3 separate regions of the Homo sapiens genome follow, and all the other regions are linked to region 1. Evidence: chromatin contacts called from ENCODE Hi-C or POLR2A ChIA-PET data. All regions are on one chromosome and are shown on one strand. Each heading gives the region's core, a stretch centred on a gene start or an enhancer-like site at or near the end of the contact. The rest is flanking DNA. Distances are from core to core; before and after follow the strand shown.

Evidence for each region. Hi-C counts contacts between places; a loop is a spot of excess contacts on that map. ChIA-PET counts read pairs that join two places held with the same protein, here RNA polymerase II (POLR2A). Pooled maps may share reads with other maps.
Region 2: a map of Right ventricle myocardium inferior shows a loop between it and region 1 (7-fold over the local background). The contact joins the enhancer-like site here to the promoter of NACC1 in region 1. A Hi-C loop is called at or near these places in 1 of 168 maps with a recorded cell type or tissue (Right ventricle myocardium inferior) and 2 of 50 pooled maps. POLR2A ChIA-PET finds 5 or more read pairs at or near these places in 1 of 52 experiments (HEK293T).
Region 3: a map of CD8-positive, alpha-beta T cell shows a loop between it and region 1 (8-fold over the local background). The contact joins the promoter of HOOK2 here to the promoter of NACC1 in region 1. A Hi-C loop is called at or near these places in 3 of 168 maps with a recorded cell type or tissue (CD8-positive, alpha-beta T cell, endothelial cell of umbilical vein and natural killer cell), 4 of 37 single-sample maps with no recorded cell type and 6 of 50 pooled maps. POLR2A ChIA-PET finds 5 or more read pairs at or near these places in 5 of 52 experiments (B cell, GM12878, WTC11 and 2 more).

What each region holds. Positions count from the first base shown.
Region 1 is chr19:13,116,659-13,120,911 of GRCh38, reverse strand. NACC1 (nucleus accumbens associated 1) reads right to left here and starts at 2,648. Exons shown (of 6, transcript NM_052876.4): 1 at 2,458-2,648. TRMT1 (tRNA methyltransferase 1) reads left to right here and starts at 4,172. Exons shown (of 17, transcript NM_001136035.4): 1 at 4,172-4,253. RefSeq lists enhancers at 601-1,101, 1,102-1,603, 2,879-3,028, 3,989-4,178 and silencers at 2,039-2,088, 2,639-2,838.
Region 2 is chr19:13,427,509-13,431,747 of GRCh38, reverse strand. The region is part of intron 3 of CACNA1A (calcium voltage-gated channel subunit alpha1 A); the gene reads left to right. Among named protein-coding and RNA genes, the nearest start is that of CACNA1A, 77 kb to the left of the region's middle. Within about 2 kb of position 2,452, at least 2 of the 41 ENCODE cell types and tissues checked have a DNase peak (open chromatin) inside an H3K27ac peak, as active enhancers do.
Region 3 is chr19:12,772,429-12,776,801 of GRCh38, reverse strand. It overlaps HOOK2 (hook microtubule tethering protein 2), which reads left to right and starts at 1,250. Exons shown (of 23, transcript NM_013312.3): 1 at 1,250-1,397; 2 at 1,905-1,990; 3 at 2,061-2,133; 4 at 3,758-3,808; 5 at 3,890-4,022; 6 at 4,122-4,189. The coding sequence starts at 1,353. RefSeq lists a silencer at 1,187-1,406, a cis regulatory region at 791-1,432 and enhancers at 969-1,647, 1,648-2,328.

The sequences.
Region 1 (4,253 bases), core at 1,399-3,898:
GTTGCACTTGCCCCCACAGAGTCTGTGCATGCTAAGTTCTCACCGAAAAGCAGTTATTACTGGTGCCTTCTCCTCTACCTCTAGGCACAAACCGGAGCTGCCTGAGGCACTGCCTGTCCCCCACTCACCAGGGCCAACTCCCAACAGTCTCAGCTAAGTGACTGGATGGTACCACCAATCCCCTATCCCTGGTATCCAACCCAGCTTAGGTCCAGGAGGACCCAGTCTGTGCTGAAGCAGACCTGCAGCAATCCTGGCCCAACCAGCCAGGAAGGATGGTTCAGTCTCTTTGCGGGACTGCTGGCCCAGTTCCTACTCCTCCTAGAACCAAGTGGCTAGCCAGACAGGCAAGAAGGGCAGGGCCCAGGTTGGAGGGTGTCCTGGGAACTATAGGGAGACTGGGGAGAATTAGGGTGACAACCCATCATTAAACCCAGAACTGGCTGACACCACTTGACCCAGCAGTTTGTGGCTCCTGCCTCAGGTGCTGAAGATCCCAAATCAAAGTCCCAAGGACACCCTGGTAACAGCCTTGCAATTAGCCCAGAAAGGAACAAAAGCTGCTGCCATCCGACTGGGGGCCAAAGTGGGGCAAAAACAGTCTAGGCAAGCAAAGTCAAGTCCAGCCCTGGTGGTGCCAGGCCTCCTCAGCTTCCCACGGTCAGCCCACAGTTCCATGACTCCTGACCTCTTGGCTCCCAGGAGGGAAATGGGGAAGAAGGGGTGACCAGGCCTCCGAGAAAGATACCTCCACTGTTCCATTCCCCGGGGACACCATGGAAACTCAGTCTGTCCCAAAGGGGATTGACCCATCCCCCGGGGTGAGCAGAAGGGAAGGCCTGGACGGAGGAGAACGCCCGCCAGGGAATCCAGAACGAGGAGCTCCTTCAGTCACCCTCCTGGAAGGCCACTTGAGTGACTATGGGTTTGGGCTGAGGGTCAGACAATCCCAGTTCAGCCACTGTCTGCTCATGTGATCTGAGACAAGCCACACCACCCCGAGCCTCAGCTTCCTCGTCTGGACCCCAGAGAAGGCCTAAGTTGAACTGGTGGTGGTGAGCCATCAATGAGCTCATCCGACCAGCGAGCTCGGCACAGGGCCTGGCCCAGGACGAGTGTCCCAGAGGTAGATCCCTGGGCCAGGGTGTGAGTGCCTGATTTGATCCCCTTAACTCTTCTCTGTGCCCTGCCTTCACCCCGTCGGGAGCCTCCAAACCACCATCAACAGAGTTTTACATGCTCATTCCCTCTAATTCTTCACCCCCAGGGAGATGGCACACAGAACTCAGGCTCAAGGAGTTGGTGCCTGGGAGGCCATGGTACTAATATATACGATGGTTGCTGTGAGGTCCCATCCACTAGGCTTGAACCACCAGCTTCTGGCCACAAAAGGTAGAGAAAGAATGCAGGATCCTAAAATACCCAGGTAACGTCTGCTGGGCTGCCTCCCTGTAGATATATAAGGTGGGGGTGGGCAAGGGCCACCTTGTGATAAACAAGATGCCTAAGCTAGGTGTTCCAGACTGTCTCCAGCTGCCCACACAAACACCCACTGGCCAGTGCCTTTGAACAGTTGGCAGAGGCTTGCCCAAGGGGTAGGGTCAGGACTCTAGAGGCTTCAGGGATGAGGTGTGAGAAAGACGGAACCCCTTAACACTTGAGTTGGGGGCGGTGGGGGGCGCATCTTAGTATATACCTTCTGGTCACACCAGCTTTTCCTGACCTGCCCCCACATCCCCCCTAGCCTAGCCCAAAAGGCTCTGCTCTCTCGACTCCCAAAACTCCTACAGCAGTCCCTCACCTTACCTGATCGCCCCCACATCTAGCCTCCCCCTCCCCACATCTGAGTCCTGACCTCATGTGACCCCCGGAAAACATCTCTGGGATCTCCTATCCGCCCCCACACGAAGTAACTCCGCCCACACCCGCCGTGCCCCACTTCCTGGGCTTCTCCTCAGCCGCCCCCAGGCCTGTAACTTGACCCACCCACCTCCTCCAGCGCCCAGGCGGTACCTGCAGGCCCGGCCCCTCCCCGCCCCCCTCCGGCCGCGCCGCTCTCCTCTCCTCCCCCACTCGGCCTGGCCGGAGCCCGACTCCTCCTCCCCCTCCCCCTCCCCCTCCGGCATCCACGAGAACCTCCTCACTTTTCCGCCTCGGACCCTCCAACTTCCCCGGATCCCCGGTACCTGCCCCGGCCCGACCTGGCCCCCTCCCTCGCTGGGAGACGGGGGAGCGGTCCAGGTACGATCCTGCCGCCCCCAAGCCCTGAAGCTCGGGCTGGACGCTCAAGGCCGCCCGCGGTAGCTGGGCCTCCACACACTCGCCTGCCCGGGCACAGTGCAGGCTGCGGGCCCGGCTCCTCCTCGGTCCGAGAAAGCACCCAGGCCCTCCCCACTCAGCCCTCGGGCCGCCCCGGCTGGAGGAGGCCGGAACCGGGCCTGAGGCGGGCCGCCTCACCTGCGCCGTGGCCGCGCTCCGGGGGGTCCCGGCGGGCTCCGCAGCGGCGGCTGGGGCCGGGCCTGGGCCCGGGGCGCGCCCCGCTGCGCCGGGGCCTCGGCCTCCGCCTCCGCGGCCTCCGCGGCCTCCGCCTCAGCAGCAGCGGCAGCCGCGGCGGCCATTCATTGTGGGCCAGGCCGCCCCAGCCGAGCGCCGAGCGAGCGCAAGCCGCGCTGCCGCCGCAGCCAGGCCAGGGAGGAGCGGCCCCGGCCCCGCCCGCGCACCGCCCTCGGGCCCCGCCCTCCAGGCGAGGCCAGCCGAGCTCCGAGCGCGCCCCTTCTAACCGGCTCCGTCTCCTCTCTATGCCCCTGGGGGATCCTCGCCAGTACGTCGGCTCAGCTCGATGGTTCGAATCCTGGCCCCGCCACCTTCTAGTCCCGCGACCTTGGGCAAGTCGCTCTACCTTTCCGAACTTTAGTTTCCTGTAAAACAAAAACAATAATGACTGCTGTTTATTGTGGCAGGCACTGCGTTACATTCTTTATGGGAATTAGCTCGTTTAAACTACACAGTAACATTTTTTAGTGAGAACTGCTACAGACACACTATAGAAAATAAAGGCAGCTGGGCGCGGTGTCTCACGCCTGTAATCCCAGCACTTTGGGAGACCGAGGTGGGTGGATCGCCTGAGGTCAGGAGTTCGAAACCAGCCTGGCCAATATGGTGAAACTCTGTCTCTACTAAAAATACAAAAATTAGCCGGGCGTGATGGCATGCGCTTGTAATCCCAGCTACTCGGGAGACTGAGGCAGAAGAATCGCTTGCACCCGGGAGGCGGTGGTTGCAGTGAGCCGAGATCATGCCACTGCACTCCAGCCTGGGCGAGACTCCGTCTCAAAAAAAAAAAAAAAAGAAAGAAAGAAAGAAAAGGAGGCACAGAGAAATGAAGAAAGCTGGTCAAGATCATCACACAGCAAGGAAGTGATGGTAGGTGCCAGGATTTAAACACAGGCTCAAAAGCGACAATAAGACCTAAGACTTTTATGATGCTTACCGGATGCTAGGTTCTGTTAGCATTTTACCTGCACTAACTCGTTTACTTCTCACTACAACCCAGTAACAAATGGTAAAAAAAAGTTCTGCCCATTTTGCAAAAGCGGTAACTTAAGTTCAGAGTTAACAAGTCGCAGGGCGAGCTGAGACTGGAACCCAGGTAGCCGGGACCACTTCGCTGTCCTGCCTTCATACACTGGTTAGAACTTTACCGAGCGCTTACAATGTTAGAGTGGTTCTTTGCACACTTTCCAGGAATCTGTCATTTAATCTTTGCTCTATCTGAGAAACCACGATTCTCATTTAATAGGTAAGAAAAGTGAAGCCGCGGGAGTAACCTGCCCAGAGCATGTGATGGGACTGAGATTCAAACCCGGTAAATCCAACTCCAGAGCCTGAGTCATTCCTGCAGGGTGCTCTGAAATAATGTGTATATAGCACCCAGAACACAGAAGAGGACCAATAAGTGTTGGGTTTCTCCGCTTACCGCCCCTTTTCTGAGCCACAACTTCCTCATCTGTGAAATGGGACTAGGGACGTGTCCTCTCCCAGGGGATCCACTGTGATTAACACCCCCGGAACAGCACGATCAGCGCGCTTCCTTTATGGCTTTCATTTTGATCCCGGCCGCCCACCGTACGTTTCCTCATTGACTGGCCAACCACTATCATGTGATTCGCCCACCCACTGTGCCAACATGGCGGCGCCCAGGTCCTAATTCGGGAAACGTGCACCTTGACTAATTCGGTTTTCTGTGGCTACGA
Region 2 (4,239 bases), core at 1,203-3,702, 310 kb before region 1:
TCCTCCAGGTTCATGCACGTTGTCGCAAAAGATGGAATTTGCTCCTTTTTAAAGACTGAATAGTACTTCATTGTGTACATATACACGCCATATTTTCTTCATCCATTCCTTTACTGATGGACATTTGGGTTGTACCTGCATCTTGGCTATTGTGAAGAGTGCTGTCATGAACATGGGTGTGCAGCTGACTCTGAGGTGTTAGAGGGATTACAGCTCCTCCAAAAGACCACCGTCACCCAAACCTGCTCCTCCTGCCCTATTTTCTGTTTAGGTAAAGGCGGCTTTAACCCCCTGCAGTGCTCTGGCCTCAGACCTCCAGATCTTCCTCTATGCCTCTATGCCTCTTTTTCTCCACCCCCTGCATCCAATCTGTTAGCACATCTTATTGGCTCTACCTTCAGAATCTACCCAGAATCCACCACCCACCTCTCACCACCTTCACAGCCCCACCCCGGTCCAGCCCCCATCTTTGCTGGCCTGGACTAAACCAGTTGCCCCTCCACCCCAATCTGGTCTCTTAACTTCAGTCCTTGCCCCACCCCCAGGACTGTTCCCCACACAGCAGCCAGAGGGCACCTGTGAGCCACTGAGTCAGGACCTGGCTCCTCTTTGCTCACAACCTCACTTGGAGAAAAAGCCCAAATTCTCCTCACAGGGACCCACAAACTCTGCCCCTGTGATCCCCCATCCCCCTCTATTCCCACTCTCCTCTCCACTCACTCGGCTTCAGCTACACAAGTTCCCTGCTGTCCCTTACACACCAAGCACTCCCCAGCCTCAGGGCCTTTGCACAGGCTGTTCCCTCTGCCTGGAACACTCTTCCCCCAGATATCTGCTTGGCTCCCCCCTCACTTCCTTTGGGTCTTTGCTCAAGTGTCCTTCTAACATGTAACTGCCTCACCTGCACTGTGCCACCCCACTCCCCGCCTCTAGGCTTAATTTCCCTCTACACCCCTGAAGAGCATCTGCCAAGCTATATTTACTTGTTTATTGGTTATTGCCAATCCCCTGCCCCCACTAGAATGCCAGCTCCATGAGGGCAGGGACTTCTGTCTGTTTTGTTCACTGCTATTCCCCCAGAGCCTAGAACACAGCCTGGCACATAGTAAGTATTCACTAAATAATTTGTAATATGAATTGTGCCAGTAAAATCTTCCAGGGGCATCAAGCCCCTGCCATGACTAGGTGGTAACATCCTCACCCCCTGTCCATGTGCTATCTCCTCCTGACCTGCTTGTCTCATTGTTCTAATGGTGGCTCACGCCTGTAATCCCAGCACTTGGGGAGGCCGAGGCGGGCAGATACCTGAGTTCAGGAGTTTGAGACCAGCCTGGCCAACATGATGAAACCCTGTCTCTACTAAAAATACAAAAATTAGCTGGGCGTGGCATTGCACGCCTGTAGTCCTAGCTACTCGAGAGGCTGAGGCAGGAGAATCGCTTGAACCCGGGAGGTGGAGGTTGCAGTGAGCTGAGATCATGCCATTGCAATCCAGCCTGGGCCACAAGAGCGAAACTCTGTCTCAAAAAATATATATATATATTTCATTGTGGTAACATATGCATAACATAAAATGTACCATTTTTTAAGTGTTTAGTTGAGCGGCGTTAAGTACATTCATATTGTTGTGCAACCAGGACCGCCATCCATCTCCAGAACTTTTGCATCTTGCAAAACTGAAGCTCTGCCCCCAGGAAACTCTCACTCCCCGCTCCCCCTTCCCCTCTCCCCGACTCCCCCTTCCCCCCTCCCCACTCCCCCCACCCTACTCCACACTCCCCACTCCCCCAGCCCCTGGCACCCGCCGTTCTAGTTTCTATCTCTGTGAATTTGGCTACTTTGGGTCCCCCCTGTGAGTAGAATCATACAGTATTTGTCTTTTTGTGACTGGTTTGTTTCGTGGAGCATAATGTCCTCCAGTCTCATCCATATTGTAGCATGAGTCAGAATTTCCTTCTTTTCCAGGCCGAATCGTATTCCATTGTGTGGATGGACCACACTTTGCTTATCTGTTCATCCAGATGGGCACTTGGCTTCCACCTTTTGGCTATTGTAAATAATGCTGCTGTAAACCTGTGTGTACAAATAGCTGAGTCCCTGCTTTCAATTCTTTTGGATATAGACCCAGAAGTGGAATTTTTTTTAAATCAAGATTTGACCCACTGGGGCCCTTAGAGGTCTCATTGGCTCTGAAGCTTTTTTTTTTTTTTTTTTTTGGACGCTTTGAAACTAAAAATAGGAGTGAGGGGCACAGTGAGGGGGGCACACATCTCTCGTGTCAGCGTTTTTTAAAAACACCCCGGGAGGAAGATGTGTGAAATCCCTCCCTTCCCCCCGCTCCCACCCCCTCCAAGATCTCAAAATACCTCTTGTTTTAGGAAGCGGCTGTGACATCAGGCAGGCAGCGTGTGGCATCTGAGACACAATATCGCAAGTGGCTGGGAGCCCAGAGAAACCAGGACAGGCGTGCTGGGGATGTGGACTAGAGATGGAGCTAATTTTAGTGGCTGAAGAGGCTGCAAGAAGAGAGAGAAAGAGGGGTGTGTGTGTGTGTGTGTGTGTGTGTGTGTGTGTGTGTGTACGCACAGTGATAGAGGCTGGAGGGGGAGAAATGACAGATAAATCAGCTTGGGCAAAGAAAGCTAATGGGCAGAGGAGCGAGACCCAGCTCAGAAGGTGGTCAGCAAATCTAAAGATGTGTGCCCGAGGGTCAAGGTGGTGGGGGGATTCATAGGCAAGTGGTAGAGAGGCTATTCCATTTGCAGAGGCTCTCTCTGTTTGAGGCGTGATTCACCTGTGCCGTCCTCAAGGCCATTCTGAGAACACCACTGTTGTTTTCCTCCTTTTATGAGTAGGGAAACTGAGGCATTGAACTGCTTCTATTCTTCAGTAAGAAGCAGGGGGAACATATGGTAGAAGCAAAGAAATACAAACATGAGGGCTCTCGGGGTCTACGTGATTGGCTGTGACATCCATGAGAGCGGATCGCAGGTTGAAGGAAACACTGGTGGCAGAAAGTAGCTGAACATTTGGATTTGGGAATCCCAGTGGACGTGGCGAAAATTCTGGCTTTTCCCTTCACAGGCTGCGGGGCCACTCTGACCTGCGGTTTCCTTATCTGTGAAATGGAACGATGCCACCTGTCTCAGCGTTGTTTTGAGGATGCGAGGAGATGATCCGTGTAATATGCCCACTAGGGGGCCTGCTCCAGGGTAGATTCTCAGCAAATGGTAGTCATGGTTTTTGTTACATTTGGGGATATTGGCAGGTAAAAAGGAAATACTTCATTCATTCCAAAATTGCTCACTGAGGTTCTACTATGTGCTAGGCCCTGATGACACATCGGTCAACAAGACAGGCCTGCTTTCTGCCCTTGTAAAACTTCAGTTCAACTGCATTGCACTCATCAGCCTAATAATCCAGGTAAATTGTGATGAGAATAACAACTAGCATTTACTATGAGCCCTTTACAAATATTAACCCATTTAATCTTCTAAAGAGCCTATAAGATAAGAGCTCTTGCCCTGCGCAGTGGCTCACGCCTATAATCCCAGCACGTCGTGAGGCCAAGGCAGGTGGATCACCTGAGGTCAGGAGTTCAAGAATAGCCTGACCAACAGGGTGAAACCCTGTCTCTGCTAATAATACAAAAATTAGCCAGGCATGGTGGCAGGTGCCTGTAATCCCAGCTACTTGGCTGAGGTAGGAGAATCGCTTGAACCCAGGAGGCGGAGGTTGCAGTGAGTCGAGATCACTCCACTGCACTCCAAGAGTGAAACTCTGTCACACACACAAAAAAAAACAACCTGTTATTATCCACATTTTACCTATGAGGAAACCGATGCCCAGAGAGGTTAAGTAACTGTCCAAAGGTCACACAGCTACGGAGTGGTAGAGCTGGGATTCAGACCCAGGAGTGTGATCCCAGAGTGTGTGTGTATGTTTGTTTGTTTGTTTGTTTGTTTGTTTGTTTTTACCACTGTGTTTTCCTGCTTCTGCAATAGAAGTAATCACCAGTAACACTGAGCAGTTGTTATGTGCCATGCCCTTAACACACATCTCCTTGGATCTTTGGAAAGAATCCTAAAAGGGTTGTTTTTCATGATCCACATTTTATGGAGAGAGAGAGATCAAAGCATAGAGAGAGGAAGTAACTTGCCCAAGATCCTGCAGCTGAAGACTCTAGGGTTGCAAATTTGGGACGGCCCTGGACCCTGCATTCCAGCTTCTAGCAGCTCA
Region 3 (4,373 bases), core at 1-2,500, 340 kb after region 1:
ATCACGGCTCACTGCAGTCTCGACCTCCTGGGCTCAAGCTATCCTCCCACCTCAGCCTCTGTAGAGCTAGGAGCTAGGACCACAGAAACACGCCAACATGTCTGGCTAATTTTTTTTTTTTTTTTTTTGAGGAGTCTTGCACTGTTGCCCCCTGGAGTGCAGTGGTACGATCTCGGCTGACTGCAACCTCCGCCTCCAGGGTTCAAGCGATTCTCCTGCCTCAGCCTCCCGAGTAGCTGAAATCAGGCGTGCGCCACCACGCCCAGCTAATTTTTAGTATTTTTAGTAGAGACGGGGTTTCACCATGTTGGCCAGGCTGGTCTCGAACACCTGACCTCGTGATCCGCCCGCCTCGGCCTCCCAAAGTGCTGGGATTACAGGCGTGAGCCACCGCTACCTGGGTAATTTTTAAATTTTTTGAAGAGAGGCTGGTCTCCAACTTCTATCCAAATTAATTCTCCCTCCTAGGCCTCCCAAAATACTGGGATTACAGTCGAGAGCCACCGCGTCCGGCGGGAAAACCCCTTTAGCATCCCCTCTCCCAGTCCATAGAAAGTGCCAGGGCTCGCCCCTCCCCGCACAACGGCTCCGATTATAAAGTGGTTAGACACAAGAATTTACTTAAGGCCGGGCGCGGTGGCTCACGCCTGTAATCCCAGCACTTTGGGAGGCCGAGGCGGGCGGATCACGAGGTCAGGAGATCGAGACCATCCTGGCTAACACGGTGAAACCCCGTCTCTACTAAAAATACAAAAAATTAGCCGGGCGAGGTGGCGGGCGCCTGTAGTCCCAGCTACTCGGGAGGCTGAGGCAGGAGAATGGCGTGAACCCCAGGGGGCGGAGCCTGCAGTGAGCCGAGATTGCGCCACTGCACTCCAGCCTGGGCGACAGCGAGACTCCGTCTCAAAAAAAAAAAAAAAAAAAAAAAGAATTTACTTAAGTTGCAGGGAAAAGACGTGAATGCGCTTGTGTAACAGGGTGGAGCACCTCCGTCTCAAAAGGATCTTGAGGACCTCCCACCCCAAAAAGGGCCAGGGCGAGGATGGGAGGTGGGACCACCCTCGGATGCACAAGGCTGGGCCAGGCTGACCCCTAGCGGCAGGGCGGGCGCCCGAACGGTGCCCGGATCCAAGATGGCGGGGCTGGAGGCAAGAGCGGGCGTAGGGAGGAGATTACGTTCCGAGGCGGAGCCTGGGCTTGGGGGCGGGGCGGGGCCTGCGCCTAGGGGGGCGGGGCGGGGCGGCGCTCTAGGCCGAGCGGGAGGTCGGGGCTGCGGGCGCTCGCTGGTGGCGGACCCGGAGGCTGCTGCGGCGCCGGGGCTCCGTGGCCTGGATTGAATCCGATCGGGAGCCATGAGCGTGGACAAAGCTGAGCTATGCGGGTCTCTGCTCACCTGGGTAGGTCGTGGGGCGGGGCTAGGGGAAGGTGAGCGCCCGCTCCTCTTGCCCGGGATCCCTGGCCCTGGTTCGGTCAGTCTCTTGGTGCTGGGGCTGGGAGGTGCGGGGTCGTCGACTTGCTGGACCGTTGGACTCTGGCCCGAGCACCCGCCCCCGTCACGTGGCAAGTCTGCGTGGAAAGGACAGGTGAGGCCCCGCCCCTCTGTGGTTGGTTCACGTGGGGCGAGGACACAGGTGAATTGGCCTGGTCACGTGGTGCCTGTGGGGCCCAGGTGACTCGCGATACCACCCTGGCCTGGACGCGCAGGGTTTGTTGGGCAGAGGTGAGGTGAGGCCACGCCCCCTCCGGTCTCAGGTGAGCAGAAGCCAGTCCCTCGCAGAGCTGCTGTGGCGGAGCAGCGCCCGCCCCACCATGTGAGGTTCGCTGACTGGAAAAGTCTGCAAAAGGGGAGCGGTTCGGCGCTCCCAGGCCCTAACTCTTTCCTTGTCCTTTCCTTTACCCCTCAGTTACAGACGTTCCACGTTCCGTCTCCCTGTGCCAGCCCTCAGGACCTGAGCAGCGGCCTTGCCGTAGCCTATGTGCTGAACCAGATGTGAGTGGAGCTGAAGGGGAGGATCCCAAAAGTGTCCCCCAGTCTGCTCATCCCACCTTCTCGCCCCCAGAGACCCCTCCTGGTTCAACGAGGCATGGCTCCAGGGCATCTCGGAAGATCCAGGTCCCAACTGGAAGCTGAAGGTGACAAGTGGACTCCTGATTAGAGGACAGACTGGTGAAGAGATGACCAGGGACGGGCCAGCTAGGCACATGTCCTGGGTGATGGGCAGGAAGAGGGACAGATGTCTGGTGATCAACCATTTGTTCATCCATTCATCTATGGAGTACTCACCCTGTGCCAGGCCTGGGCATTCAGCAAGGAATAACACAGACAAAAACCTGCCCCACACAGCCATCATTCTAGTGACAAGCAACACATACACAACCATAAAAATTAACTTCCAGGCTGGGCGCAGTGGCTCATGCCTGTAATCCCAACACTTTGAGAGGCTAAAGTGGGTGGATCACCTGGGGCCAGGAGTTCAAGACCAGCCTGGCCAACAAGTTGAAACCCCATCTCTACTAAAAATACAAAAATTAGCTGGGTGGGGTGGTGTGCACCTGTAATCCCAGTTACTTGGGAGGCTGAGACATGAGAATCACTTGAACCTGGGAGGTGGAGGATGCAGTGAGCTGAGATTGAGCCATTGCACTCCAGCCTGGGCAACAGAGCGAGACTCTTGTCTCAAGAAGAAGAAAAAAAGAAAAAGAAAAAGAAAAAGAAAAAACTTTTGATGCCAGTAGTTCTGTGAAGACAACAAAAAAGCAGGGCTTTGAGAGAGAGCAATGAGGGCATAGGTGGCTGATTACATCAGATGGGTTAATCTCCAAGTGAAATTTGGGGGAACGGTGTTCCAGGCATAGGGAATAGCAGATGTAAAGGCCGTGATTTGGGAATAAACTTGGTGTGATGGAGGAATGGCAGAGAGGGCAGAACAGAGCAAGAGGGCAAGATTTGTAGGAGATGAGGTCATCAGGGGCCTGGCAGGCCATGGTGGGGGTGTGGATTCTATTTTTAAGTGCTGTGGAAAGTCAAGGCAGGGTTTTAGCAGAGCAAAGATGCAACCTGGCTTGGGCTTTATAAAGCTCCCCCTGGCTGCATGGAGAGAAATAAAATGTAGGCAGCAAAAGTGGAAGAGGAGAGGCAGCTGGTGCACTAATCCAGGTGAGAGGTAAAGATGGATGGGTAGGGCTGAAGGATGGTGGGGCAGGTGGTGAGAAGTGACTTGGTTCTGGAGACATATGAAGGAAGATGGTCAGGCAGGCCGGGCACAGTGGCTCATGCCTGTAATCCCAGCAATTTTAGAGGCTGAGGTGGGAGGATTGCTTGAGCTCAGGAGCTTGAGACCAGCCTGGGCTACATAGCAAAACCTCCTCTCTACAAATAAAAAAAAGTAGTCGATTGTGGTGGCATATGCCTGTAGTCCCAGCTACTGGGAGGCAGAGATAGGAGGATTGCTTGACCCCAGGAGGTCGAGGCTGCAGTGAGCCAAGATTGCACCACTGCACTCCAGCCTGGGTGACAGAGCCAGACCCTGTCTTAAAAAGCTAAAGCAAAAAAAAAAAAAAAAAAAAAAAGAAACAAAGATGGTCAGGCAGACAAAAGGGGCAGACAGCCAGACAGGTCACCCCTAGAGGAAGGCGCACGCAGACAGAATAGGATGAGATGAGCAGGGAAGGAGAAGTGAGGTGGAGAGAGGATGGGACCTACAGATTCAGAGTGGGAGGCCTCTGAACTTGTCCACAGTTCCTTGTTCCTCCCTAGGTCAGCAATCTGAAGATGGTCTTACGGAGCCTAGTAGAGTACTCCCAGGATGTGAGTAACTGTAAAGGGATTCAGGGGGTTGAGTTGGGAGAAGGGTGGGCCCATGAGCCCCTGACACCCCCTTCTCCCCAGGTCCTGGCGCATCCTGTGTCAGAAGAGCATCTCCCAGATGTGAGCCTCATTGGAGAGTTCTCAGACCCGGCAGAGCTCGGCAAGCTGCTTCAGCTGGTGCTGGGCTGTGCCATCAGTTGCGAGAAAAAGCAGGGTATGGGGAGCTTAGGGGGTCCCCAGGGCTGGCCTGAGGAAATCCTCCTTCCTCCCCACCTCACCCCTGGGTCTCAGCCTCCCCCACCTTGATCCCCAGACCACATCCAGAGAATCATGACGCTGGAAGAATCGGTTCAGCATGTGGTGATGGAAGCCATCCAAGAGGTGGGTGGGGGCACTCAGTGTGCAATTGGAAAATGTCAGGAGAGGGGACATCTCTAGGGCAGAGAGAACTGGGCACAGGTCCTGCCCTGGTAAGGTCTGGACTCTGCCTGGAACTCAGCTGGCCAGACATCTCTGTCTCATGTGTCTGCCAGCTCCTCCCAGCTCTAAGTCGCAATCTAGCAGG